7 separate regions of the Homo sapiens genome follow, and all the other regions are linked to region 4. A link is a contact called in ENCODE Hi-C or POLR2A ChIA-PET data. All regions are on one chromosome and are shown on one strand. Each heading gives the region's core, a stretch centred on a gene start or an enhancer-like site at or near the end of the contact. The rest is flanking DNA. Distances are from core to core; before and after follow the strand shown.

Region 1 (3,269 bases), core at 770-3,269, 700 kb after region 4:
TATTGAAATAAGAACCAGCTTGTTATCCACTCTTTTTTTTTCTTTCTCAGCAACATAGGTTTAGGCTGAACTTATGTTCATATAGCTGCACAAATCTCCACGGGTATGAATATAAATCTATCTATTCAAATAGACTCTAAAGGTTTCTTAGGTTATTTCTCTTCTTTCTAGAACTTAAGTAAGGCTTTGATCACCACTGATAATACATCCGTTAGTTAATGCGTGTAGAGTTTCCAGTCTAAAGGCAAATAAAAAGTGAAAAGGGGCCGGCGCAGTGGCTCACTCCTATAATCCCAGCACTTTGGGAGGCTGAAGCAGGCAGATCACCTGAGGTCAGGAGTTCAAGATCAGCTTGGCCAACATGGCGAAACCCCGTTTCTACTAAAAATACAAAAATTAGCCGGGCGTGGTGGCAGGTGCCTCTAATCCCAGCTACTCGGGAGGCTGAGGCAGGAGAATGGCTTGAACCCAGGAGGTGGAGGTTGCAGTGAGCCGAGATCGCACCATTCACTGCACTCCAGCCTGGGTGACAAGAGCAAAACTTCATCTCAAAAAAAAAAAAAAAAAAAAGTGAAAAGGCAGGAACGCTGTTGTTCACCTGCTGTTTTAGGAATTTTGCTCACGTACAGTTCAAAATATTAAGAAGCTGAAAATAAAGTACCTGGTCATGTGTGGAAAAACTTACAGCTAAAAGGTGAGATGAACTGGGTCTAGAAGGTCGGATTCACGTGAAATTAAAAGGGCAACGAAAGCCAGAACTTAATTTCTTAAAAAAAGTTAAAACAGGCCGGGTGCAGTGGCTCATGCCTGTAATCCCAGCACTTTGGGAGGCCGAGGCTGGCGGATCACAAGGTCAGGAGTTCGGGACCAGCCTGGCTAACAATGGTGAAACTCCGTCTCTACTGAAAATACAAAAATTAGCCGGGCGTGGTGGCGCGTGCCTGTAGTCCCAGCTACTAGGGAGGCGGAGGTTGCAGTGGGCCGAGATCGCGACACTGCACTCCAGCCTGGCCGACAGAGCAAGGCTCCGTCTCAAAAAAAAAAAAAAAAACAGTTAAAACCCTCAAAATAATCCCACTTGTTAAAATACAAAACCTGAAACCATTTCAGTTTCTTCTGCAAAATGAGTTGGAGAGAGTAGGGTTGAACCAGGCATGCTCTTTCGGGCCTTTCGACGCTGACATCCCGGGATATTACACCAGGTTCAAGATACCAGCTTGCGGAAAGAGAGCTGCTAAACTTGACCATATGCTTTTTGCACGACATTCGACAGCTGTCCCTCCCTTCACCAGCTCTTTTAAGGCTGCAAATATATCTGATTCACGTGAGAGTCCCTACAAGTTAGTACAACGTCAGGCCCCAAGGAGGCGCCCAATAAATGTTGGCATTGCAGGGCCAGATCCCGAGTTCCAGTTCAGAACCCTGCTGAGGTCAGGCTTCCTCCCTGCCTCCCGCCCCTCACCACACCCACTCACTCCCCCAAGTAATTAAGTCTAAACTGGGGCCTGTGCAGTGATTGGCCGCGCCGGGTCTCACTGCGGATGAACTTGACTTGTTCCAATGATCTGTGACAGACATCTGCAGACAGCGCCCTTAACAGAATTAGGGTCAGGCTGGTATCAAACCCCAGGAACGCCAGGCATTGCCTCAAAGTAGATGCAAACCGTTAAATCTTCCAGGACTCAGAAGGACCAGAGAGAGCCGGATACCTCTGGTTAGCTACGCGGTCCCCAGTAAAGCTTATTCCCCTCTTCCTCCCAGTGTGTCTTGTTGCCAGAGCAACTGTGGGCGTCACCGAGCTGACGGGCGGAAACAGAACAGAAAGAGTACACGTCCCCAGCTCATTGATAGGGCCATTGCGCAGACGCATTAACTTTTCTGAGTTGTAGTTGAGTCTGTTGATGCAGTCCGCGTCTGCGCATTAGTTGTTACGCGCCCTGGCCGGCCTCAGCGCCTGCGCAAATTGGCACACCGGGGAGGGCGGAGTTAGGTCACGAGGGTGCGCATGCGCAAACAGCACATCCGGTGTGGTCGACGGGTCCTCCAAGAGTTTGGGGCGCGGACCGGAGTACCTTGCGTGCAGTTATGTCGGCGTCGGTAGTGTCTGTCATTTCGCGGTTCTTAGAAGAGTACTTGAGCTCCACTCCGCAGCGTCTGAAGTTGCTGGACGCGTACCTGCTGTATATACTGCTGACCGGGGCGCTGCAGTTCGGTTACTGTCTCCTCGTGGGGACCTTCCCCTTCAACTCTTTTCTCTCGGGCTTCATCTCTTGTGTGGGGAGTTTCATCCTAGCGGGTAATGGTTCTATAAGTGATCATAATAATAATGTGTTACTTTGGTGTGCTGCTTTTGTTTTCATAGTACTCTATATCAGACCACCGCCCCTTGAAGTTATGAGAAGAGCCTGCATTGCCCTTTTGTTGTGAATGGGGAAATTGAGGCTCAGAAAGCTTAGATTATATGCCTAATACCAAACGGCTCCGTAGGAGTTGGACTTAAAAGTCTAAAGAAACCACCTTCGTGCCGCTACTCCACTTGGTGATCCACTTCACTTAATATTGGTCCGGGGAAAACCCTATTCCAACTTTAACTTAGGTTTAACACAACTCTAAAATTAGTAGACTTTTCAAATGAAAAACCCAACCTTGAATCATCTCTGTCATCTTGGCCTAATCATTACCAATCTCCGGTGAAACGTTTCAATGAAAGTGCAAAGAATATAAATACTGGTGCTTTTCTTGTTGAATCATCCTTTACTTGATTTTGCCTTTTAGCTGCTACTACTTTTTTTCTTGTTGAGGAAGCTGTTATTTCACTGTCCTGAACCCAATTTTTGTTCACATAACTCTATTTTAGCCTTATTTTTCCTTTTGATTCCAGGATTTGGTAACCTTGTAGACTGCTATATTTAGCGAGAACAGTCTCCATCAATTTTTGTTAAAATCTGACTTTTCTTGCCCAACGGGGATTCAGTGAATACTGAAAACAGGCGTGGCCTCTATCACTGGTATCACCTGCTACTTTGACTTTGAAAACATGCCAGCATTCATGGTTTCTTTTCAGTGTGATCATCAGTCAGGTCATCAGTTGTATTTTCAGTCCAATATGAGGCATTATGGTAAAAGCTTTGGCACATGTTCTTTATCCGTAAAGAGTTTATGGTCTAGTTGGGGTACAGACAAAATACAGCATTGGAATTGTCTGGAGGCCTGGCACAGTGGCTCATGCCTGTAATCCCAGTACTTTGGGAGGCCGAGGTAGGCAGATC
Region 2 (3,181 bases), core at 1-2,500, 950 kb before region 4:
GCATGAGGAAAGCCCTACCTTACAGAGAACCTTGGCCATCTCAAAGGTGCCCACAGTATCCATATTGGCAGCAATGATGGGAACCCCAGAGTATGTCTGCTTTGAGTTCCGAAATGAAAAGGATCTTGTGAGATCCACCTGCAGATATGAACAGGAAATTGACCATTTCATTAATCCAAAAAACGTACCATATTAGGACAAGGACAGGCATCTTTCTTGGTTGTGGCCCACCGGGAGCGTGGGGTCAAGAAACAGCAAGTAGAGAAGCTTGCTCACCTCACTTCGAGACTTAAGGGTACTGCGTTTGGGCCTCAAAAGGACATCCTTGAAGTCCAGTTTCACATCGTTGTCAATATGAGGCATGGCGCTTAGCCTCGGGGTAGCGATGAATCTGAGGGCTGGAAGGCAGGAAGTCATAAGGACCAATCTTCCCCTGGGCTTTAACGCCCTGTTACGGCTGGTGGCCTCTCTTCGCTTAAGTTGTGGAAGGTCGGGCAAAGGCCGAAGTGTGGTCCCTGAAGCCTGTCACCTCGACCCATCCCGTGGCTGCGATTACCCTAGGGCTCCATCCCAGGTACTGTTTGTTGGGGAGGAGAGCTGGGAAAGGGTTGTGAGAGACCCTGACGGTGCATTCCTTACCCCGCTACACTTCCTTCTTCTACCCCTGCAAAGAGCAATGGGGCAAGAGGCTGATTTAGGGGAACGAAGGAATGTTGGCGACGGGGGGCGGGGAGGGTTCATAACTAGTTTCCGGAATAGAGGTACTCACTTCCTGTTGCCTTGGTCCAGGCGGCAGTTGACCAAAGACCACCTTGCTTAGCAACTAACCTCGTGCAATCCCGCTAAGCCTTCTGGGCCACGCCAACAGGTTCCTCTAGTTGCCGGCGAGAACTACTAGCCGACGAATTCCAGCTTCGGCGGCGGCAGGGCGAGGCCTTCTGGATAACAGAGTTCACGCACTGAGGTTGCTGTTGGATCCGAGGGGGTTAGACTACAACTCCCAGGGGGAAACGGGCGGGACCGCCTCCTGGCACGATGGGAGATGTAGTTCGTTCTGCCCCCACTTTTCGCTAGCCCGGGCTCGCCAGGGACTCTCAGAATCGCAGAGTCGTCATCTCTGCTGTTGCTAAACTGGATGCCTCATTCCAATTTACGACGTCACTGAACCGAAACGCGGGAGCAACCCTGAGCCTTTCCGGAACCCAGTGGGGGGGGGGGGGGGGGTGGAGCCAGACAGTGACCCGGAAGTAGAAGTGGCCCTTGCAGGCAAGAGTGCTGGAGGGCGGCAGCGGCGACCGGAGCGGTAGGAGCAGCAATTTATCCGTGTGCAGCCCCAAACTGGAAAGAAGATGCTAATTAAAGTGAAGGTGGGAGCACCTCCAGCCTTGCCAAGACGCAGTAGTACTGGGCTGGCAGCAGTGCCTTACGGGAGACGTGGGGAAGGAAAACCACGCCTTTCCCTAGCCTGGAGGACGCTGACTGCCTCAGGGCTCCGCGCGAGGGGTGGTGGGAAATAGGGGGACCCAGAAGGGCTTTGAGAGCGGGGCCCAGGTCCCACCTGACGACCCTGGGGTATTTTGCCATGCCTGCTTTTTTGCCAGGACTGTGCTATCACCCAGAATGGGGTCGCTTTTGTCGGGTCTCACTGTATTCGAACCCCCGCAGTCATAGAGAAGGCCTAGCAGCGGCTTGACTCCCCCGTCTCTCAGATTCTTGGAGTAAGCGCTGCTCTCCATTCTTCATTCCCAGGGTACCTGCTTCTCCCAGTCCCTAACGTAGGTCGCCTCCGAGCACAGCCCTAAAATCGGGGCCTCCCAAGGGCTAGACTATGAGCCTTTACTGGTGGTTGCCAAGGTGTGGTATCTCACCCGTCCTACAGGAACCAAAGCGGGGAGTGTGTTCAGTCAGTACCTGCCTTTCTGAGCCTGGCATCCTGGACCAGCCTCACTTCCTTGGCTGAGGCAGGTTAGTTACCGCTGCCCTAGTTCTTGCTACTAGCCATGGTTTCCTTCATCTGCATCTCTCAACTCCCGTGGTGGTTCTTCACCAATTTCCAGCCCTCGTTAGTCCTATCTGCTGTTTCCTCTTTTGTGCCTTCAGACAGACAGAGACCCCCCCCCCCACGCCCCCCTCAAAAAAACAAAACTGCTGACAAGTGAAGTCTAATGCTAGTTTGGCCTTTTTGTAGCTAAGTAAATCTATCGTTATTTCATCAGCTTCTTAGCATATTTACCGTACATAATAGTCATTCTTAACCTTCTCTTCCCCAGTCCTTCCAAACTACTTCTTAGCTAAGATTTGAGGTCTAGTATTAAAATAGTATGTTAAAGATGATTTTTTTTAACGTTGAGTAGCGGCCTATATAAGAGTCGTAACATCAATTTAATAGGTGAATGGGTCACTGGCGCCATTAAAAAGAGAAAATAGGCTGGGCGCGGTGGCTCACGCCTGTAATCCCAGCACTTTGGAAGGCCGAGGCAGGCCGATCGCTTGAGCCCAGGAGTTGGAGACCATCCTGGGCAACATGGCGAAACCCTGCCTGTACAATAAATTCAAAAAATTAGCCAAGGGTCTGGGCGCATGCCTGTAGGCCCAGCTATTCGGGAGGCCGAGATGGGAGGATTGATTGATCCTGGGATGTCGAAGCCGCGGTGAGCAGTGATGGCACCACTGCACTCCAGACCCTGCCTGAAAAAAAAGGCCGGGCCCAGTGGCTCACGCCTGTAATCCCAGCACTTTGGGAGGCCGAGGTGGGTGGATCACCTAAGGTGAGGAGTTCAAGACCAGCCTGGCCAACATGGTGAAACCCCGCCTCTACTAACAATACAAAAACTAGCCGGGCGTGGTGGTGGGCGCCTATAATCCCAGCTACTCGGAGGCTAAGGCAGGAGAATCCCTTGAACCTGGGAGGCGGAGATTGCAGTGAGCTGAGATGGCGCCATTGCACTCCAGCCTGGGCGACAAGAGTGAAACTCCATCTCCCCCTGCAAAAAAAAAAAAGAAAGAGAGAGGGGGAGAAAATAGGAAATAATATAGTGCTAGGTAAGGATATTGTTTTATGATTTTTTTTTTTTTTTTTTTTGAGACAGAGTCTCGCTCTGTCGCCCAGGCTGGAGTGCAGTGGCGCCATCTCGGCTCACTGCAAGCTTCGCCTCCCGGGTTCATGCCATTCTCCTGCCTC
Region 3 (3,170 bases), core at 671-3,170, 880 kb before region 4:
TGAGTCTAGCAGTGGTTGGACAAGGGGAAACTCACCAGAGACGATTCCTGGTGGCAGCAACTGATACACCTTGTAGGGCTCAGCAACATCCATGCGGCCCCTCTCAGGAACCTCCTTAAATTCAGAACTCTTGTTGAGTGCACAGCGCAGGCGAGTCTTCCAGACAGCTGGACCTCCTGTGTCCCCCTCCTTATACTTTCCCTTAAATATTGCCCAGGCCTAGGAAAGAAAGCAAGGGAAGAAGAGGCAGTGTGTTACAGGCTCCACCTGCCCCTCCAATAGGACTGGCTTTACAGGCGTGCAGCTCTGAGCTCAGAAGGGATTATGCAGGGTCTGTGCTCTGCGTTGCCATCTTGAAATCCTTGGAAATTTTTTTTTTTTTTTTTTGAGACAGAGTCTCACTCTGTCACCAGGCTGGAGTGCAGTGGTGCGATCTCGACTCACTACAACTCCACCTCCCTGGTTCAAGCGATTCTCCTGCCTCAGTCTCCCGAGTAGCTGGGACTACAGGCATGCACCGCTAGGCCCAGCTAAGTTTTGTATTTTTAGTAGAGACAGGGTTTCACCATGTTGGCCAGGCTGGTCTTGATCTCTTGACCTCGTGATCCACCCACCTTGGCCTCCCGAAGTGCTGGGATTACAGGCGTGAGCCACCGTGCCTGGCCAATATCCCTAAAATTTTTGAACAAGGCCTCCACATTTTCATTTTGTACTGGACTCTGCAAATGATGCAGCTAGTTTTCCTCTCCAATCTGTCCCTTATCTGAAACCCAGGCAGACGCAAGTGCTCGAGGATGAGTGTACCAGTGTGTATACACCATCCCACACACAGAGGAACAGTGGTTTCCAGGCCCTTTCACCTTGAAGAAGGCAGCATCCTGGTCCTCCCGGAAGTCCTGCTTGCCTGCATGTTTCCAGGGAATCCGGAACATGGTCTTAGCTGTATCATCCCAGCACACTCCGGGAAACTGCCCACTCTCCACTTGCTCCACCACCCAGTTCCGGAGTTTTCGGGTGCAGCGTGCCCTGCCTGATGCCATCCTGGGGGATAATAGGAGCAGGATGCATCAGAACTGACACTTTGGGAGGGAACATCTCCTGAGACCCTGGCCATTGAGACTAGATTCTGGCAACAGGTCCCAGAGATCCCATCCATCTTCTTTTAGCTCCAAACACATTTCAACACTCTATGGGACAGAATTGTTTCCTTTCTGCCATCACTAGCAGTGACAAACAACAACAACAACAACAAAACCCCCCAAAACATTGTTTTTAGCACTCTAAGCTGTGATACCTGGAAGGAAACCTTGGGCACTGGTCTTAATTTTAGGACTTTTCAGAGATGTATTGTTTACAAAAGAATTCCTTTGGTGATCGTTCCTGGTGACAGGCCCTGTCTAGATTCCCGAGCATCAGCAGAGGTAGGTTCTGCTGAGATCCATCAGGCTCTTCACCCACCGCCCCACAGCCTACACAACCTAGCCTGACCCCCACCCCCTGCCGGCCCCAGGAGTAGGTGGGGCAGGAAGTAGGGGTGGGGTTGGAGCTGCAGCAGAAGTGGGCAGGGCCAGATGGCAAGGAAACAAATGGTCCACTGAGGCTGGGGCCAGGAGCCTTCTTCCTTGAACAATCCAGCAGTAGGTCCTCCTGACCTTTGCCTACAAGGGTCTGGGGAGCTGGCCCTTGTCAGTCTCACTCTCAGGCTGAATCTCCCACTTCCTGACTTAAGAGATCTTCTGTCTATCCCTCAGTCTAACAGAGCGACCCCTAGGACCCCCTGCCCTCAATCTGGCTGGACTTTCTAGCCCTAGATCCCAGGCTGACTCCCATCCTTGGCTGATCTTACCTGAGTTGCTGTCCAGGCTGTCGCAGGGCTCAGACGACCTCAGCTTAACTCCTGGCTGGGCGGCTGATCTCTCCGCCCCTTTCTACAGTCCCCACCCTAAGTTTCAGTTCTCCTCCAGGGAGGGCCTTTTCCCAGAAATCACGTGGTCTGAGTTGCAGGGAACTGGCGGCCACTAGAGGGCAGCAGCATCTGAGCATCTCACTATCAGGATGCCACTGTCGCAGCAGGGGGGCCCTGCCCTGCTGGCTCAGCTCCAGCCTGGCTCATTCCCCTGCCTCCCTCAGATACTCTTGCTTCTATCTGACCTCTGGGTGACACCGTGGCTTCCCCAGGGAGGCCAGTTTCCTGGAGTCAGGCCTGGGACCTCTGGACTGCTGTGTACACCTGTGCATCTGCATTCCCCCACAGTGCCCACCTGATACATATTGGGTGACTTCAAATACCAGTCAAATTCTATGAAAGGAAAAAAGGAGGCAGGGAGGGAGGAAGCCCAGGCCAGGCTGCTGGATGGGGAGGGCCTCCCTTGACCATCCAGGGTGTCAACTCCTTCCTGGTCCTGAGTCCAGGGAGGGTCAGGCACTAGGTTGCAGGGGGCCCTTTTCAGCAAAGCTCTGTTCACCCCGCTCTTTCCCTGGTGCCCCTAGATGGTGGCACCAGGAAGAAGGACCACCAAGAAGCCTGGGTGGTAAGATGCCTCTTTATTGGTGCTGGAGCTGTTCCTGAGGGAGCAGGCCATGGGACCCTCATCGGGACCCTTGCCCTCAGCTACTTCCGCCTGCGGGGGATACTCTGTCCCAAGGGTACCTCTTCTGTCAGCTTCTGCAGAAGGAGAGAGAAGGTAATGATATTGGAAGCCTGGAGCTCAGACACAGTCAGCACCAGGTGACTTCTGTAGGGTGGGTTAAGAGATGAGGCTGGGTGGAGGCTATACCTGTAACAAGCGGGCCTGGTAAGCAGGGGGATCCTCTCCAGCCAAAGGCTGGGGGCGTACGTGCAGGTAGCGCTCAGTGGCCGTCTCCAGCTCTTCCACCTCATACAAGGTGGCTGGGTCCAGCGAGTGGGCATTGATGAGGCTCACAAGATACTCTTTGTAGTGTGCCCTGGGGAGAAAAGGGAGCAGAATATTTGTTGTGTTGGCTAATATTAACTGAGTGTGTCTAACATAGCTGGACTCTGAGACACCTGGACGAACAAGATTAACAACCCACCTGTGCCCACACTGCCTGCTACTATCTACCCATGCCCTTGCCCAGAAAGCCTCCTCCCTCCCACCCACTGCAAGACCTACTGCTCCCAAGGACCCATTTTACTGCCTGGGCATGCC
Region 4 (3,001 bases), core at 295-2,794:
ATCACATAAAAGTTTGGGTGTAAGAGAACATTTGGTTATAGATTACAGAGGCAACATCCCTAACCCCATTAGACATCATCTTATGTGCAGGAAAAGGCAAGGACTAGGGTCATTTATCTTTTATTATTATTATTATTATTATTATTATTATTATTATTAAATTTTTAGAGGCAGGGTGTCACTCTGTTGCCTAGGCTGCAGTGCAGTGGTGCAATCATAGCTCACTACAGCCTACAACTCCTGGGCTCAAATGATCCCCCTGCCTCAGCCTCCTGAGTAGTTACAAGTGCATGCCACCAAGTCCAGCTAATTTTTAAATTTTTCTGTAGAGACAGGGACTCGCTATGTTGCCCTTGCTGGTCTTGGATCCTAGCCTCAAGCAGTCCTCCCTCTTTGGCCTCCCAAAGCGTTGGGATTAGGTTTATGAGCCACTGCGCCCAGCCCATTTATCTTTTAAGGAATATAGCGACTCAGGCAAGAGACATAGAGGACTGTGTGCCCTATCCTGTTTTGTCTTCAAAGGATCTTTCCAGAGACGTCAGAGTCAGAGGCTTTGTGAAATTATGTTGCCAAACAGAATTGAGCAAGCCTGTCTTCTTACATTTGTTACTCTGTCTCACAGAAGATGGGGAATCCTAAAATACAAATTTTGGCCCATAACTTCATACTGTGTGGGATACTGCTTTGTTGAAGTCCATTTTATTGGCATCCCTTTCTTTTTGTAAGTTAAAAAAAATTTTTTTGAGACAAGGTCTCGCTATGTTGCCCAGACTGGCCTCGAACTCTTGAAATCAAGTCATTCTCCCACCTCAGTCTTCATCCCTTTCTAGCTAGCGAAAAACAAATACTATGGAGAGCTCCGCGTCCTCTTTTCTAGGGCAGGGAGGGGAGCCTGAGGGTCTGGTAGGTCCCAATGAGGTGACTGCTCCAGCACTTCGTCTTTGGGAACATCTGTCTGGTGCCAGTTTGACCCGGGGAACGGCCTAAGTCGCCCGCAGGCTCCTAAGGTCCTCGTCTTTCCGGGTGGCAAGACATCTGATCCCTCTCGAGAACAAGTTCCCAGTTGCTTTAGGCGCTTTGTTACAGCTGACGCTGCTGGTGGCGGTTGGGCTCTCGGCTGGGAAAGGCGCAGCTCGTTTGTATGGCTCCGGAGGGGGCACTGAAAAGGTCTTCCTGGAGGGCTTCCTTCAGAAGGAAACAAATTGGGAGTTGTTGGCGGTCCAGACAGTTCAGCAAAGTGCAGTATCCCTCCTTGGGGAATTTCGGAAGGATCCTGGTCCGGTGTATTCCAAAGGTCCGGCGCCGATAGGTCGACGGTAGGGGGAGGTACCATGCACTGCAGCTTGGCCCCAGGGGACATCTTCCCTGCCCCACGCATCCAATAGATGACCCCAGCTGAGGCCCACGCAGCCAATACCTGACTTCAGCCGAGACCCACGCAGCCAATGGCCAGCCCAGTGCGCTTCGCCCGTGCCCGCCCGCCTGCGCCTACCAATCAGGACTCGGGCCACCTTGGCACCGCCTCTGGACGCCCACCCCACCCATCCGCCCCGCCTCCAACTTGCTCGAGCAGGGCTGGGTAGACCGGCGCGCTCCCGGGGACGGTGGGGGGGGCAGTCCCGGTTTCGGCCATCGCTGGGGTGGGCTCGGAGCGGCCGCACCGGGCAGCAACCCCACTCCCACTCGGAGGCCCCCTGCCCTCTCCCCCACTTCCCCCCGGCCCATGGTGCGAGGCTGGGAGCCGCCGCCCGGGCTGGACTGCGGTGAGTGATCCCCAGCCCCTTGGACTTCCCCTCCCAGCTCGTGTACGGTCTCCCACCTCTGGAGCCCCATCCCCGCGCTGGTGGGGGGATAATTCTAGGTTCGAAGTGGCCCGGTTCTCTCTTTTTTCTCCTCTGGACTTTTCGGTTCCCTCCCCTGTTGTAACTAGGGGAGGGTGAGTGTCTGTGTAGGGGAGGGCAAGAAGGTTGGGTTGGGGCGCCCTTGGCGAGAGTAGGATTGAGATTCGCCTGCCTCATGGGGCTTATCGTCCCAAGTGCAATAACTTTTTGTTCCCTGACCCAGTTCGGAGCCTTCTGGACTGCCTGTGAAATGGAGGATAGGAGAAACATTTCCTTCCCAGGCCCCCCCGCCACACAAACCCCCAACCCCCACGGCTACCTCCTGGCGACCTCAACACACGTGCAGAACCTGGCCTTGCTTCTGGGGATCAGTGGCCTTTGGGAATGAAAGGTTTAGAAGAAACTGCCCCTCTGACTCCCGTACCCAGCCATACTAAGAGAACCAACCAGGAAACTGAGAACCTGAGTCCTCTGGGGTTCCTAGTGTTGCGTCCTATTCTGAGACTCCTAAACTGAAAGAAGACTCAAGCTGAGACCTGTTTGGTAATGTGGGCCCCTATCAGGAGATTTTTTTTTTTTTTGTCATGTGAACCTCCTTCCCATCATACACTTGAAGCCCTTTTATATTACATGATTCGGTTAGTTGGTAGTAATTGAAAAAGCCAGATTGGGAATTTTAAAGATAATGCATACATATCTTAAACATTATAATTAAAAGTATATCCATTTCACCAATCTTTTGATGTAGTGGTGAGACTGTTTTTGTGTCTAAGACTGCTGTTCAGAGTTCCCAATTCTCTTTCCAGTATTAACTACACAGGGAGTCTCAAACCTGGCTGTACCCTGAGAACTTTTAAAAACTTTGGATGCCTGGACCCCAGTACAGACTATTGAACCTGAATGGGAAGGAGGGTGGCCTGGTTTTTAAGCTTCCCAGGTAATTCTAGTGTGCAGTCTGAGAGCCACTCAGGCACTTTCATCATCTTTGGTTTCCCGTTTTGCTTTATTTAAAGTGAAGTATGAATTTAGACACTTCTGAGTGCAGAGTACTTTTGAGATTAAGTCCCACCGCTCAATCTTTTACAGTTGTCTTGCTCACTCCCAACTCAACAATTTTTAAAATGCATACTCTTCCTTGCGTTATGTCTCTCCAAAACATT
Region 5 (2,937 bases), core at 129-2,628, 850 kb before region 4:
AAGTACCTTTGTCTTCATCCTCCCCCTTCTTCTTTTCATCCTTGTCTTCCTTCTGCAGAAAGAGAGGAGCTCATGAGAGTCAGGACTAAGGTTGATTACCCCCATAGTTGGATCCCTTCTCCCAGGTCTTCCCAGCTTGCCTCCTGCTGTTTCTTCCGCTCCTCTTTCTCTTTCTCCTTGACTGGATCAGGCACTGGGATGTCCAATGGGGCCTTCAGATTGCTCAAGTTGGCTTCATTGAGAGCTGGCTCCTGGTGTAGGGTGGGAGGAGGGCTGGAGGTGAGGGAGTTCCTCTCACCTCACTCTCACAGCCTCCAGACTCTTCTCTTGGCCTTTACTCCCTAGCTCCCTGCCCAGCCGCGGTACCTTTAAAAATGCATCCAGCTCAGAAATCTTCTTGGGGAAATAGCTCCCGAGCAGGTTCTCTGTCTGTGTGTGAGGTGGGGGTGGAGGAGGATGGGAGTCAGCATCAAATGCCCGTCCTAGGTAGTGAGGCAGGGTTGAGCAGTAGGAGTTGGGCAGGGGTGGGGCCACGCTGATGGGGCATGTCTTACCTTGGTACAGAGGTCTTCACGAAACACATCCACCTGTGGGGCACACGCATCCCTTCAGAAACTTGGCTTTAAGGCCAGTTCATTTGAGGACAGTTCCCTTAGGGTTATGTAGGGCCTGACCTGGGGAAGGGTGGAGGGGATCCCTCTAAGGCCAGACCTGAAGAAAGCGAGATGGATGCCTGTAGGGTGGGTTGGGGTGGTGGAGAAGGTGGATCTCTGCAGACCTGGATCTACGGAAAGTGGAGTGGGTATCCCTGGGGCTGGATATGGGGGATGAGAACATTCCTGGCGGTGAAGGGCCAGTGTTCACGTGAGAACAGATCTCTGGGGTCGCCTGGCAGGTGTGAGGAGGGGTGCTGAGAGTCCTCTGCAAGTAGGACAGGGATGGGGTGGGCCCCGGGACCCTCCCTGAGGGAAAGGCCAGAAGGTAGCTGGGGCAGTCCCGCACCCAGTCTGTGTGTGGCCCCGGCCCCAGGCCAGCGGAGTTCCCCTCCACGCCAGCTCTCCGCTTCACCTCACCCCGCAGAACCACGGCCGCCTCGCCTCTCCCCGCAGGCAGCAGTCGCCGCCCTCCCCGGGGCGCAGGTGCTCCGGGCGCGCCAGCTCGGCCGACTGCCCCCGACTCGCGTGGGAGCCTGGGGGGCGGGTCGGGGATGCCCCCGGCCGCTCCAGCCACGCCTCCCCAGTGGGCCCTTTCTAGACCCCGCGGCGCTCACCTTGGCTTGGGCCTCGGGCTGGACCCTGAGCATGGCCATGACCGGGACGGGGGGCCTAGCGCCGCACAAGGAGTGGAGTGGGCACCGCGAAGGGAAAGCGAAAGCGGTAGGGCGCTCGCACCCAGCTCCGCCTTCCTGGGTAGTGGGGCGGGGAGGGCTGGAGGAGGCGGGGTCGGATGGAGGAGGCGGGGTCAGCCCTGCCATGGAAGGGGCGGTGCCGCAGAGGAGGGCGGCGGGTGAGGCTCCGCCTAGCGCGCACAGGCGCTCTTCACCCACCCTCCCCGCGCCGCCTCGCGAGGGCCAGCTTCCAGGCTCCCCACCTCCGCTGGCCCGGTCCCCGCCTCCCGCCTCCCGCCACCTGCCGCCCGCCGCCTGAGGACGGCGGGTCCGGGTCCTCCCATCGCCAAGCCCAAGCCAGTCTCTCCGCGTCCCAACCTCCACCTCCCGCCTCCCAACTGGCTCCCCACCTGCTCTCTTCTTCCCCTGCTCCGCCTGGGACAGATAAGCTTTACTTAGGGCTCTTCCGTCTTTCCCTAGAGATGGAATAAGACCTGGCCTGTCTTTCCTAGCCTTGCTAGCGTGGGCCTCTGGCTCTGCCGACATCCTGCGCACCTGTAGCAACACCGGCACCAGAGCTGGCAGCATCCCTATCCAAGCCCGGACCAACTCTCTCCTGGACCACGGCTGCAGATGCCATTCTATAACCCACTCTCACGGAGCAGCGGGTTCATGCCTCTCTCTGGCTTAAAACCCTTTCTCAGCTGCCTGTTGACCTTTGAATGAAATCCAAAAGGCTGTCGCACCTGTCTCCCCTTTAAGTCCACTTTCTACTGCTTGCCCCTTCATTCATTACACTTGCAAATATTTGGGCTATTTGTTTCTCAGATGTGTCATGTTCATTTCTGCCTCAGGGCCTTTGCCCTTGCTAATAATCCCTTTGCCTAAAACACCCTTACCCTGGGTGTTGTCATTCGGTTCTCAGTTTAGATGTCACCTCTTCAGAGAGAACTATTTTCATCATCCTTTATAAGGAACCTCCCTCCAAATCTATTACAAATCATCCTGTTTTAGTACATTCATAGCATTTATCTCTCTGATATTAGCCAGGTGTTTTTTTTTTTTTTTCCAGGATAATTTACTGATTTAAACCAGGTTTTGGCAAACGTGTGTGTGTGTGTGTGTGTGTGTGTGTGTGTTGGGGGACGGAGTCTCGCTCTGTCGCCCAGGGTGGAGTGCAGTGGCACCATCTAGGCTCACTGCAACCTCCACCTCCAGGGTTCAAGCGATTCTCCTGCTTCAGCCTACGGAGTAGCTAGGACTACAGGCGCGTCCCACCACGCCCGGCTAATTTTTTGTATTTTTAGTAGAGACGGGGTTTCACCATGTTAGCCAGGATGGACTCGATCTCCTGACCTCGTGATCCGCCCGCCTCGGCCTCCCAAAGTGCTGGGATTGCAGGCATGAGCCACCGCGTCTGGCCAACTTTTTCTATAAAGGGCCAGAGAGTAAATATTTTAGGCTTTATAGGCCTTACAGTGTCTGTCTACTCAACTCTGCCATTGTAGTAGGAAAGCTGCCATATGTAAATGAATTAGTTTGGTGAGATAACATTTTATAGACACTGGAATTTGAATTTCATGTAACTTTCTCCTGTAATAAAATATTCT
Region 6 (3,179 bases), core at 680-3,179, 990 kb before region 4:
CCAGGGGCTGAGAGAGGTGTGAAGGATATATAAAGATTTAAAGCACTGGCGGGGCATGGTGGCTCACACCTGTAATCCCAGCACTCTGGGAGGCCAAGGTGGGCAGATCACCTGAAGTCAGGAGTTTGAGACCAGCCTGGCCAACATGGTGAAACCCCGTCTCTTCTAAAACTACAAAAATCAGTCGGGTGTGGTGGTGCATGCCTGTAGTCCCAGCTACTCCAGAGGCTGAGGCAGGAGAATCGCTTGAACCCAGGAGGCAGAGGTTGCAGTAAGCAGAGATCGTGCCACTGCACTCCTGCCTGGGCAACAGAGTGAGACCCTGTCTCAAAAAAAAAAAAAAAAAAAATTTAAAGCACTACCTTCTTACCCAGGTGTGAGTTATAAACACACACATGCCACATGGACACACTATTCGCAAAGACATCACACACGTGTACGTGTGGTACACACACACTCACTAGCCACCCTGAACCTCATAAAGGCTCCACCAGAAAACCTTCTTTGCAGTAGGCACAGGGAAAAAAATCACAGTCTTTAAAAGTACATATGAAGGTCTATCAAATCAGACTGGGGCATTTTAGAGAACTTCCTCGAGGTGCCACTTGAGTTACATTTTTTTTTCTTTGTACTGTGGAGTTCAAAAAGTTAAATCTTAAAGATAAACAGGAATTACTGTGGCAAAGGAGGAGTGTGGAGAAAGGAGAGTCAAGAGGGAACAGGCTAACATATTTAGGAAACTGCAAGTATTTCTGTAGGCTGTCATGAAGAGTTTTTGGCAGGGTCAGGCAGGATATACAGCCAGAGAGTAGGCAGAGCCCAAATGCCAATAGGTCTGATGTGCTGAGCTGAGAGATTACAATTCTATCCTGAAAAGGAGCCACTCAGCACTTTTAGGCACAGATATGACGTCAAATCTGCATTTTAGAAAAATGGATTCAGTAGCACAGAGGATGGACTGATAACAAGGGATGAGGTGGAGAACACTGAAAAGACTTTCAACAATCTGGAGAAGAAATTCGGAGTTTGAACTCCTAGTGGCAGTGGGAAGAGAAAGAGTATTTAAGCGAGTTTAAGAAGTGAGGAGGAAATAGTGCCATTCACTACAATAGAAAACATAAAGGCCAATGTTTAGACAGGATGGATGAAAGATAATTTATACCTTTTGGCTTTTGGAGTTTGAGGTGTCTCTGGGACACCAGGTGATATCCAACAGGTGTTTGAATATGTATGTGCATGTATATTATTTATTGTTATTTAAGCTTGCAAGACATCTGGGCTGGAGATATAAATTTGGGTGTCATCAATTTACAGGTAGTAATTAAAACAATGAGTGTGGATGAACTCACCCAGAGAAAGTGTAATGCCAGATTTGTGGGCCAAAACAGCTCTGAGGAGCTCCAACTCGAAGCAGTTGAAGGCTTACATTTAAACATTCTCCCAGGAACAGTGGGTGAAGTGAAAAAGGGGTGAGGAAAGGGCCCTGGAGATCACCAACATTTAGGGGTGGAGGTGAACAGATGAGAAGAGAGAGGCAGAGGTGCAGGAGGAGAAGCCAGAATGGGGGTGTCAAGTATAAAGAAATGGGTAGCGTCAAATGCTTCAGAGGTTAGAGAAAATGACAGGAAACTCCCCCTGTTAGATTTGACATCTAGAAGGCTGTCGGTGTGGCCAGGGTGAGGTCAGTGGAGTAGTGAAGGTGCGGGTTTCCGGCTGTTGGAGAAACCTCTTCCACTAACTACATTGCACTCTGAGTTACCAACTGGCATGGTCCTCCCCCCATTTCACACGCACGCTACAGTCGCCCGTGCGCACTCGTACACACCAGGTGGCTAACAGGTACGAGGCGTTTCCGGACAGCGAGCGCAGAGCCCCCGCGCACGCGCCTCCGAGCCGGCCTCTTCCGCCGCAAGTCCCTCCCCAAGCCTGCAGAGTGCGCTGCGTTTCGATGAGCCGGGACGTGGCGCCGCTCTAGCCAGCGCCTGGGCTCTGTGGCGGGCGCCGCAGCTCCGCGTCCCCCGCGCCTCCTCCCAGCGCAGGTGGGTCCGCCCGCGGGGGGCGGGGGTGCCCGGGAGCCGTGGGACGGGCGGGTAGCGGCAACCTTTGGGGAGCAGAGTGGTCCCCAACGCCCAGGTGCCCCGGCTCGCGCTCTGGCCCGGGCGAATCGGGCTATAGGAAGGGCCACACGGATGGAAGTCCTAGTCCGGGTGCTCACCTCTTGTGGAACGTGCAAAGCCTGTCCCAGGACCTCTTTACACTCTGGGGGTCTCTGCCCAGGCACGCTTGCTGCTTCCGGACACAGCTGTGGGCGGAGCTAGTAGGGGCGGGGCTACGTGATTGACACTTCTCTCCTCAGACTTCAAGGGCTACCACTGGACCCTTCCCCTGTCTTGAACCCTGAGCCGGCACCATGGTGAGAACCCTGAGCCCAGCCCTTCACCTCCGCAGGCCCGCGCCCTCACCCCCAGTGGCAGTGCCATGGTTGCCCCGTATGAACCTAGGGCTCCACAGTGTGGGGTTTTTGCAGGTCAGCTTCTGCAAGGCAACCTGCACTCTTCCAACCCGTTCATCCTTGTAGCACGGACGCCTGAAGGTGAAGACGTCAGAAGAGCAGGCGGAGGCCAAAAGGCTAGAGCGAGAGCAGAAGCTGAAGCTATACCAGTCAGCCACCCAGGCCGTATTCCAGAAGGTGGGGCCCTCAGAGGTAGCCCCGACCCCAAGTAGCTCCCTTAGTATAGTGCAGAGGCCAAGAGCTGGTCCCTAGAGTCAGACTGCCTAGATCCAATTCTGGGTTATCTCACTTATAACTGTATGACTTTGGGCAAGTTGCTGAATCTCTTTGGGCCTCAGTTTGCTCATCTGTAAAATGGGGCTAATAATTGCACCTACTGCATAAGGCTGTTGTGAAGATTAAATGAGAGAATACCTGTAAGGCCATAAAGCATGGTTCATAGTACCTGTTGTATAATGTGGGATTCACAGAATATTGGATGGTTTTAAGTTTACGTTATTTAGTCCTGTAGTGGGAAAATTATATGATCTCTAACCCTGCCACCTATCTTCTTAGCGCCAGGCTGGTGAGCTGGATGAGTCCGTGCTGGAACTGACAAGCCAGATTCTGGGAGCCAACCCTGATTTTGCCACCCTCTGGAACTGCCGACGAGAGGTGCTCCAGCAGC
Region 7 (2,877 bases), core at 258-2,757, 810 kb before region 4:
CTCAGGAGGTCAGCGTCCTGTTGTCTGTCCTCTCATGGCCCTGGGAGACAGAGAAGCAACGTCTGCTCTGATTGGCCTGGACTCAAGGTGGAGTAAACCCGAGAGAGCAAAGACCATGAAGGGGATGTTACTCTCCTCCTCTATCAAGGCCTCGCCCATCAGAAACTGCCCCCACACCCAGGACCACGTGACCCCGTGCTTCCCCTGGCTCTTCTTCCTAGAGGCCACATGCCTAGAGAGCTTTGGTGTTGGTGGGAGGGTGGAACAGCAGCTTGCTGGCAGCTCAGACTCAGAGGGTGTTAGCCTGGGGAAGGAAGAAAGCTCAGAGCATGGATACGGGAGCTTGAGTCTGTCTGGGGTAGAAGCTGGGGTGGTTTCCGCTAAAGCAGGATAGATGATCAGTGTGGCCCCAGGGGCAGGGGAGGAGGGCTACTGGGACCTGGGTCTGTTCCTGCCTCAGAGGGAAGTTCTCCGTGAGCATCAGTTTTCAAGCACACAGTCTTGAGGACAGCCTCTCTCTCCCTGGAGCCTGGCTCACGTTATCTCTTGTGAAGCCCCCACACCCTCTTGCAGCCCTCTAAGTGGGACGTTTCCTTCAGAGACCACCCACAAGGGCTGCCCAAGTGGAACGGGCTGTGCGACAGATGTGGGTCACTTCCGACTCTGGGACAAAAGCTGAGAAGAGAGGCCTCAGAGAATAAATAGGAGACTAAGAGGACAGGCAGACAAACAGGACGAGCCTGGGGGCTCCAGGCCTGGACGGAGGAAGAAGCCAGCTATGTAAGAAACGAAGGCAACTTGGCGCCCTCCTCCCACCTTGCTTGCCTCCCTCCCCTGGGCCCAGGTCCCTCGGGCTGCTCTGGACTTCCCGCCAGGTTCCAGTCCTTCCAGTCCGGGAGAGGCCGGGAATGGATATTTAACCTTCCACCTTCTTTAGGGGGCTCTGAGCTTAGTCTCCCGGGGCTCACGTACCCTTGTCCCCAGGGCCCTGCTGCCTCTCGAAGTACCCTGGGGCGCTGGCTGAGAGCCCGTTAGAGGTCCGAGGGAGGTATCTGGGAAGGAAAGGAGGATATGCGGAGACCTGGCTCAGCAGAGAGGAGCGAGGAGAGAGAGGAAGTTCTGAGAGTGGCAGATAGAGATCGCGCGGTCAGAGGCGAGCGAGGCAGAGAAGGGGAGGTGCAGGCGGAAACGAGGAGCACCGGCCGGCTGCCCTCCCAAGAGACGCGCGGCGCGGGAGGCTGGACCCACAGCAGTCGCCCCTGCCCGCCTCCGCCTAGGATGGGAAACCTGGCGGAGGCTGAGAGCAGGAGAGCGCCACTGGCAGCCCCGAGGGGGCGAGCGCAGCGGAAGGTGCGGGTGGGCCCCGGGCCGGGGGTCACTCACCGCAGGCCAGGGCGGTACAATGCGGCCATGGCACCTGGGCAGGGGCTGCGGGGTGGCCAGGAACCGAGCGGAGCCGGGGAGGTATGGAAGGCGGGGAAGGAGGGAGCGCGGCGAAGCGAGCCACAGCAGAGGCTGGCGGGAGGCGCTTAAAAAGGAGGGGGGCAGGCGCGGGGGCGGAACCTGGTAGGGCTGGCACTAGCTTTCCTCCGCCCCGCTGGCAGGCCAGCTCCCTCGGCCCCGGGGCTCCAGGCTCCAGGTCAGCCCAGCCGCCGCCCCAACCCCTGCCTCCAAACCGCCAAACCCATCTCTCCCATTGGAGGACTGGGTCCACTCTTCGGCCCCCGACTTCGAGGCCCCGCCCCCCATCCGCCACCGCCCTCCCAGCCGCACATGATGTAACTTTGAGGACTCTTGCTCCCGGGAGAGACACTAGGTGGCAAACAAGCTAGGAACGAGGGGCGAGGCCAGGGGCGGGAGACTACAGGGGCCAGACGTCTAGAAGTTAGGGGGTTGGGCATTGCCTTTCCAGTTCCTCCTCCTGGGGACGCGACACCCTGAGTCCTGGGCCTTTCTGTAGTCCAAGTGCCCAATGCTAAGGTCCACTTAGTCCCCAACTCCTAAATCCCCGTTTCTCCTCCTGATCAAGGCTCCTTTCTGCCTTGCCATGAAATGGTGGAGTCTCTCTACCCCTGGGTCTCTTCCTTGGTCCTCTGATCTGGTCATTCTCCTCCCCCGGCACATCCCCTCTTCCCCTGACGGAGTCTTACTCTGTCACCCAGGCTGGAGTGCGTGCAGTGGCGCGATCTCGGCTCACTGCACACTCCGCCTCCCGGGTTCAAGCAATTCTCCTGTCTCAACCTGCAGAGTAGCTGGAATTACAGGCGCCTGCCACCACACTCGGCTGATTTTTTGTATTTTTTGTAAAGACGGGGTTTCTCCATGCTGGCCAAGCTGGTCTCCAACTCCTGACCTCGTGATCCGCCTGCCTTGGCCTCCCAAAGTGCTGGAATTTACAGGCGTGAGCCACCACGCCCGGCCTGGTCATTCTTTCTCTCCACAATCCAATGAGGAAACTCATCTGCCCACCCAACTACCATCATAAAGTCCTCAGGTGATTTCTCAAGCTATACCTCCATTGGGACATCTCTCTCCAACCTGAGACCACTGGATATCACCCACAATGCTATATAGCACCTCAAACTCAGCATATCTATGATGGGTGTCTGCTCAGCATCCACTCGCCTTTTCTGGTAATAGCACCCTGATTTTCTTTTGGGGAACCATCTCCTCAGTCTGTATTGTCATGTGGGTCTGATGTCACCCCTCTTGGGGGTAGGCTTGCAGCTTAGCCAACTTTTGTGTTCCTCACTCTGGCCACAGCAATCAAGGATGTTCAAGGATGGGCATGAGATCCCTCTCTGGGACTTTTTCTAAAACTTTGGAAGTTAGCTCTCTTTCTGCTGAGTTGCTGAGCTGGTAGAATATAAGCCTGGA

What was found. Hi-C counts contacts between places; a loop is a spot of excess contacts on that map. ChIA-PET counts read pairs that join two places held with the same protein, here RNA polymerase II (POLR2A). Pooled maps may share reads with other maps.
Region 1: a map of B cell shows a loop between it and region 4 (24-fold over the local background). The contact joins the promoter of DAD1 here to the promoter of HOMEZ in region 4. A Hi-C loop is called at or near these places in 2 of 168 maps with a recorded cell type or tissue (B cell and CD4-positive, alpha-beta T cell) and 8 of 50 pooled maps. POLR2A ChIA-PET finds 5 or more read pairs at or near these places in 1 of 52 experiments (activated naive CD4-positive, alpha-beta T cell).
Region 2: a loop to region 4 is called in a pooled map, with 3 times the contacts of the local background. The contact joins the promoter of NEDD8-MDP1 here to the promoter of HOMEZ in region 4. A Hi-C loop is called at or near these places in 5 of 50 pooled maps. POLR2A ChIA-PET finds 5 or more read pairs at or near these places in 2 of 52 experiments (HepG2 and activated CD4-positive, alpha-beta T cell).
Region 3: a pooled map shows a loop between it and region 4 (8-fold over the local background). The contact joins the promoter of IRF9 here to the promoter of HOMEZ in region 4. A Hi-C loop is called at or near these places in 2 of 50 pooled maps. POLR2A ChIA-PET finds 5 or more read pairs at or near these places in 2 of 52 experiments (GM10248 and WTC11).
Region 5: a pooled map shows a loop between it and region 4 (5-fold over the local background). The contact joins the promoter of PSME1 here to the promoter of HOMEZ in region 4. A Hi-C loop is called at or near these places in 6 of 50 pooled maps.
Region 6: a pooled map shows a loop between it and region 4 (7-fold over the local background). The contact joins the promoter of RABGGTA here to the promoter of HOMEZ in region 4. A Hi-C loop is called at or near these places in 3 of 50 pooled maps. POLR2A ChIA-PET finds 5 or more read pairs at or near these places in 2 of 52 experiments (CD8-positive, alpha-beta memory T cell and WTC11).
Region 7: a loop to region 4 is called in a pooled map, with 5 times the contacts of the local background. The contact joins the promoter of PCK2 here to the promoter of HOMEZ in region 4. A Hi-C loop is called at or near these places in 4 of 50 pooled maps. POLR2A ChIA-PET finds 5 or more read pairs at or near these places in 2 of 52 experiments (activated CD4-positive, alpha-beta memory T cell and activated T-cell).

Annotation. Positions count from the first base shown.
Region 1 is chr14:22,587,974-22,591,242 of GRCh38, reverse strand. It overlaps DAD1 (defender against cell death 1), which reads left to right and starts at 2,019. Exons shown (of 3, transcript NM_001344.4): 1 at 2,019-2,296. The coding sequence starts at 2,086. RefSeq lists enhancers at 1,739-2,380, 2,381-3,022.
Region 2 is chr14:24,230,436-24,233,616 of GRCh38, reverse strand. NEDD8-MDP1 (NEDD8-MDP1 readthrough) reads left to right here and starts at 1,250. Exons shown (of 7, transcript NM_001199823.3): 1 at 1,250-1,367. The coding sequence starts at 1,350. It overlaps NEDD8 (NEDD8 ubiquitin like modifier), which reads left to right and starts at 1,250. Exons shown (of 4, transcript NM_006156.3): 1 at 1,250-1,367. The coding sequence starts at 1,350. It overlaps GMPR2 (guanosine monophosphate reductase 2), which reads right to left and starts at 688. Exons shown (of 10, transcript NM_001002002.3): 1 at 640-688; 2 at 277-398; 3 at 19-138. The coding sequence starts at 363. RefSeq lists enhancers at 1,060-1,354, 521-1,386.
Region 3 is chr14:24,160,015-24,163,184 of GRCh38, reverse strand. IRF9 (interferon regulatory factor 9) reads right to left here and starts at 1,920. Exons shown (of 9, transcript NM_006084.5): 1 at 1,847-1,920; 2 at 861-1,041; 3 at 36-219. The coding sequence starts at 1,040. It overlaps RNF31 (ring finger protein 31), which reads right to left. Exons shown (of 21, transcript NM_017999.5): 20 at 2,778-2,946; 21 at 2,530-2,665. The coding sequence ends at 2,612. RefSeq lists enhancers at 755-814, 1,804-2,193.
Region 4 is chr14:23,284,675-23,287,675 of GRCh38, reverse strand. It overlaps HOMEZ (homeobox and leucine zipper encoding), which reads left to right and starts at 1,544. Exons shown (of 2, transcript NM_020834.3): 1 at 1,544-1,763. The coding sequence starts at 1,724. RefSeq lists an enhancer at 1,035-1,314 and a silencer at 1,405-1,814.
Region 5 is chr14:24,134,635-24,137,571 of GRCh38, reverse strand. PSME1 (proteasome activator subunit 1) reads right to left here and starts at 1,378. Exons shown (of 11, transcript NM_006263.4): 1 at 1,271-1,378; 2 at 555-587; 3 at 367-429; 4 at 141-251; 5 at 7-52. The coding sequence starts at 1,309. RefSeq lists silencers at 1,045-1,334, 1,385-1,804.
Region 6 is chr14:24,270,347-24,273,525 of GRCh38, reverse strand. RABGGTA (Rab geranylgeranyltransferase subunit alpha) reads left to right here and starts at 1,929. Exons shown (of 17, transcript NM_182836.3): 1 at 1,929-2,039; 2 at 2,357-2,413; 3 at 2,579-2,689; 4 at 3,068-3,179. The coding sequence starts at 2,411. It also overlaps a transcript of NOP9 not described here. RefSeq lists enhancers at 1,582-1,661, 2,402-2,611 and silencers at 1,752-1,851, 1,922-2,211.
Region 7 is chr14:24,092,941-24,095,817 of GRCh38, reverse strand. It overlaps PCK2 (phosphoenolpyruvate carboxykinase 2, mitochondrial), which reads right to left and starts at 1,507. Exons shown (of 10, transcript NM_004563.4): 1 at 1,384-1,507. The coding sequence starts at 1,412. All of the region lies in intron 1 of NRL (neural retina leucine zipper), which reads left to right. RefSeq lists enhancers at 1,112-1,181, 835-1,484 and a silencer at 1,492-1,741.